Regions from separate parts of the Homo sapiens genome. Here region 2 is linked to region 1. A link is an interaction called in ENCODE POLR2A ChIA-PET data of the cell type or tissue named here. Cell type or tissue: A673. All regions are shown on one strand. Region 1 overlaps STX1A (syntaxin 1A). Region 2 overlaps METTL27 (methyltransferase like 27).

Region 1 (2,500 bases):
TCAGGCCCCACAAGCCTCGGGAAGGGGCTGCTGCCAGGGAGGCCTCACGGGACCTCTGCAGCCTTCATGGCTGGTGGGCTTAGGAGTGTCTGGGCGGGCCAGGGTCGGGAGGGTTTCACGAGAAGCCTTGGGAAATGCAGCTGTCCCCGGCTTGGAACTGGGGGGTCAGTACCCAGCATCCCAGGCCGGCCAGACCAGGTCTCCATGAAAGACTTGGGTGATGGGAGAGGCGATCGGCCCCGCCCTTCCCAGGTGAACTGGCCTTTTTTTTCTTTTTTTCTTTTTTTTTTTTTTTTTTTGAGATGGAGTCTTGCTCTGTCGCCAGGCTGGAGTGCAGTGGCACAATCTCAGCTCACTGCCACCTCTGCCTTCCGGGTTCAAGCGATTCCCCTGCCTCAGCCTCCCAAGTAGCTGGGATTACAGGCACGCGCCACCATGCCCGGCTAATTTTTTGTATTTTAGTAGAGACGGGGTTTCACCATGTTGGCCAAGACAGTCTTGATCTCCTGACCTCGTGATCCACCTGCTTCAGCCTCCCAAAGTGCTGGGATTACAGGCATGAGCCACCGCGCCCAGCCGAACTGGCTTTTTTCCTTTTTTCTTTTCTTTTTTCTTTTTTTTTTTTTCAAGACGGAGTCTTGCTCTGTCACCCAGGCTGCAGTGCAGTGGTGCCATCTCGGCTCACTGCAACCTCCGCCTCCCAGGTTCAAGCAATTCTCCTACGTCAGCCTCCCAAGTAGCTGGGATTACAGGCATGCGCCACCACGCCCGGCTAATTTTTGGTATTTTTAGTAAAGATGGGGTTTCTCCATATTGGTCAGGCTGGTCTCGAACTCCCGACCTCAGGTGATCCGCCCGCCTCGGCCTCCCAAAGTGCTGGGATTACAGGCATGAGCCCCCACGCCCAGCCCCAAGAAGGTATTTTTTTTCATTTCGAACTGGCTTTTTTCTAAGGCAACTGGGCTGGCTGCAGCCCTGGGCTTCTGGGAGCGAGGGAAGGAAGGAGGGAAGGAGGAAGCTGTCTGTGATCAATAGGAAGGCCTCTCGGTCCAGCCCCGCCCCTCCCCTCGCCTCCCAGGGGAGCAGATGGCAGCTCTAAGTCGTCAGCGCTGTGGGAGGGCAAGCTGGCCAAGCAGGCAGAGCTTCCGGAAGGAGCTGGCAGCCCTGGCACCTGGCCATGTGGCACCCCGGGGCGGGCATTCTCAGGGCTCCAGGAAGTCACCCCTCTCCCTCCACACTGGGAGCCTGTGTGTCAGGCTCGCACTCTGTCCCCAGACAGGTCCCCCTGACCCGGTCCTCATGTTCCTGTTGAGATGTTGTTTACTACACTGAGAGATGCCAGGCTGATGGCATAGGTGCCCTTCCCTGGAGGGGGGCTCACCATGAGCCCCAGGGATGCAGCCATCAGGTGTTTGAGGGAGGCAAGCGCTGGCCACCCAGGTGCCCGGGGTCAGATTTTCTTCTCACCTCCAGCACGGCCTCCTGGTCTATGACCCCTCACCCCCAAGCCCACTGGCATCTTCAAGAACCCAGAGTAAATCTTTTCACAGCCCCAAAGTGTGCATGAACCCAGGTCAGTGCCACACCAACTAAGCCAGTGCCCCGCCCTCAGAAGGCAAAATGGGTCAGGTGGGAGCAGGGTGGACTGCCTCAGGAAGGGCAGGAGGGAGAGAGGGACGCCCAGGGCTCACCACGCTGAGCTCCTTGCCTGAGAGATTTGTTGGATGGCAGCATGAGACGGATGTCTGTGCGCCCAGAGGTATCTGGGTCACTGTGTGTCCCTCTGTGGGCTGTTCCTGCTCAGGGTCAGGAGGTGGCTGATTGTGGGGTGGGGACGGAGGGCTCTAAAGAGCAGGGGAGTGGGTCTCTCACTGCTGGCAGGTGGGGCGGGCATGGGGCAGCAGAGCTGTCTGCTCCACACCTTGGGCTCCTGCAGGCCACCTCCTGCACCGTCTCCTGCTGCGGTGTCATGCACAGTCATAGGGACCGGTTCTGAGTCACCACCCGTGAGCTGAGCAGTTGAGACCTGGCGGAGTCCCAGGCTCTCGCTAAGAGGAGGGGGCTCATGTTGGGGGTTCTAGGGCACAGGCGGCACAGAGTTAAGGAGAAGTCTCAAGGAAAGATGGCAATGAGTGGGGGGCTCTCCCGGGCAAGGCAGGCTCTGCCTCCTCTGGGGGCTGCCATCCGGCCTGGGCTATTTTGGGTCTGAGCAAAAGAGGCTGAGACGTCAGAGCAGCTGGTAACCGACTTTTCCTTTGTTCCTACGGATGAGGCGCCCTCCTCCGCGCCTCGGAACCCCCCCTTCCCCGCTCCACCTCACTGCATTCCACTTGGGAGGTGACCCCATCCGGGGCCTTCCTGATAGACCACTCTCAACACCCCTCCCTGTCCCCTCTAGGACAAACCCCAGCCCCAGGGGCAAGCAGAGGGGCAGGTGGGAAGGTGATAGCCAGAGCTCAGTCCCGGCTTCTCTCGGGGCAGAGTCCTGGGGGTGTCCTGA
Region 2 (2,500 bases), 130 kb before region 1:
GCCAGGCGTGGTGGTGAGCACCTGTGGTCCCAGCTACTCAGGAGGCTGAGGTGGGAGGATTGCTTGAGCTCGTGAGTTGGAGGCTACAGTCAGCTATGATTGCTCTGCTGCACTCCAGCCTAGGAAATAGGGTGAGATCCTATCTCAAGAAAGAAAAAAAAGGGGGGGTGGGCAGGCACAGTGGCTCACGCTTATAATCCCCAGCGGGCAGATCACCTGAGGTCAAAAGTTCGAGACCAGCCTGGCCAACATGGCAAAACCCCATCTCTACAAAAAATACAAAATAGCCGGGCGTGGTGGCACGTGCCTGTAATCCCAGCTGCAAGGGAGGCTGAGACAGGAGAATCACTTGAACCCAGGAGGCGGAGGCTGAAGTGAGCCAAGAGCATGCCATTGCACTCCAGCCTGGGTGACAGAGCAAGACAGGGTCTCAAAAAAAAAGAAAGAAAGAAAAAGGAATTCCCAATGTAAAAGACACAGAAAGACTGCCCTGGGAAGGAAGCTGGAAGAATTTCTTTTTCTTTTTTTTTTTTTTTTTTATTGGAACATTAATTAGGTTTTATTTTCACTTTTTGTTTCCACAGTAACATGTATGGGATTAGGTTACAGTGTTTATTTGTCCCCAATCTTTTATTTATTTATTTATTTATTTATTTATTTATTTATTTTTAATTGATTGACTTTTTATTTTTTTTTATTTTTTTTAAATTTATTTATTTATTTATTTATTTTTTATTGATAATTCTTGGGTGTTTCTCACAGAGGGGGATTTGGCAGGGTCATAGGACAATAGTGGAGGGAAGGTCAGCAGCTAAACAAGTGAACAAAGGTCTCTGGTTTTCCTAGGCAGAGGACCCTGCGGCCTTCCGCAGTGTTTGTGTCCCTGGGTACTTGAGATTAGGGAGTGGTGATGACTCTTAACGAGCATGCTGCCTTCAAGCATCTGTTTAACAAAGCACATCTTGCACTGCCCTTAATCCATTCAACCCTGAGTGGACACAGCACATGTTTCAGAGAGCACAGGGTTGGGGGTAAGGTCATAGATCAACAGGATCCCAAGGCAGAAGAATTTTTCTTAGTACAGAACAAAATGAAAAGTCTCCCATGTCTACTTCTTTCTACACAGACACGGCAACCATCCGATTTCTCAATCTTTTCCCCACCTTTCCTGCCTTTCTATTCCACAAAGCCGCCATTGTCATCCTGGCTCGTTCTCAATGAGCTGTTGGGCACACCTCCCAGACGGGGTGGTGGCCGGGCAGAGGGGCTCCTCAGTTCCCAGTAGGGGCGGCCGGGCAGAGGCGCCCCTCACTTCCCGGATGGGGGGGCTGGCCGGGCGGGGGGCTGACCCCCCCCACCTCCCTCCCGGACGGGGCGGCTGGCCAGGCAGAGGGGCTCCCCACCTCCCAGTAGGGGCGGCCGGGCAGAGGCGCCCCTCACTTCCCGGATGGGGGGGCTGGCCGGGCAGGGGGCTGACCCCCCCACCTCCCTCCCGGATGGGGCGGCTGGCCGGGCAGAGGGGCTCCTCACTTCCCAGTAGGGGTGGCCGGGCAGAGGCGCCCCTCACCTCCCGGACGGGGCGGCTGGCCGGGCGGGGGGCTGACCCCCCCACCTCCCTCCCGGACTGGGCGGCTGGCCGGGCAGAGGGGCTCCTCACTTCCCAGTAGGGGCGGCCGGGCAGAGGCGCCCCTCACCTACTGGACGGGGCAGCTGGCCGGGCGGGGGGCTGACCCCCCCACCTCCCTCCTGGACGGGGCGGCTGGCCGGGCGGGGGGCTGATGCCCCCACCTCCCTCCCGGACGGGGCGGCTGGCCTGGCGGGGGGCTGACCCCCCTACCTCCCTCCCGGATGGGCGGCTGGCCGGGCAGGGGGCTGACCCCCCCACCTCCCTCCCGGATGGGGCGGCTGGTGGGGCGGGGGGCTGACCCCCCCACCTCCCTCCCGGATGGGGTGGCTGCCGGGCGGAGACGCTCCTCACTTCCCAGACGGGGCGGCTGCCGGGCGGAGGGGCTCCTCACTTCCCAGACGGGGCGGCTGCCAGGCGGAGGGGCTCCTCACTTCTCAGACGGGGCGGCCGGGCAGAGATGCTCCTCACCTCCCAGACGGGGTTGCGGCCGGGCAGAGGTGCTCCTCACATCCCAGACGGGGCGGCGGGGCAGAGGCGCTCCCCACATCTCAGACAATGGGCGGCCGGGCAGAGACGCTCCTCACTTCCTAGATGTGATGGCGGCCGGGCAGAGGTGCTCCTCACTTCCTAGGTCGGATGGCGGCCGGGCGGAGACGCTCCTCACTTTCCAGACTGGGCAGCCAGGCAGAGGGGCTCCTCACATCCCAGATGATGGGCGGCCAGGCAGAGATGCTCCTCACTTCCCAGACGGGGTGGCGGCCGGGCAGAGGCTGCAATCTCGGCACTTTGGGAGGCCAAGGCAGGCGGCTGGGAGGTGGAGGTTGTAGCGAGCCGAGATCACGCTACTGCACTCCAGCCTGGGCACCATTGAGC

What was found. ChIA-PET counts read pairs that join two places held together with the same protein. Peaks named below come from ENCODE experiments on the same cell type or tissue, not always from the same donor. Only the 100,000 strongest peaks of a DNase experiment are listed, where the experiment ranks them.
Region 2: POLR2A ChIA-PET joins it to region 1 with 5 read pairs; 7 of 35 experiments call an interaction of 5 or more read pairs at or near these places.

What each region holds. Positions count from the first base shown.
Region 1 is chr7:73,706,062-73,708,561 of GRCh38, reverse strand. The region is part of intron 3 of STX1A (syntaxin 1A); the gene reads left to right. Among named protein-coding and RNA genes, the nearest start is that of MIR4284, 4.0 kb to the left of the region's middle. RefSeq lists an enhancer at 663-1,415 and a silencer at 1,262-1,471. In A673, no CTCF peak of the experiment used is centred here; DNase peaks (open chromatin) are centred at 1,081, 2,120 and 2,215; H3K27ac peaks cover 2,339 bases.
Region 2 is chr7:73,835,514-73,838,013 of GRCh38, reverse strand. All of the region lies in intron 5 of METTL27 (methyltransferase like 27), which reads left to right. Among named protein-coding and RNA genes, the nearest start is that of METTL27, 5.8 kb to the left of the region's middle. In A673, no CTCF peak of the experiment used is centred here; no DNase peak of the experiment used is centred here.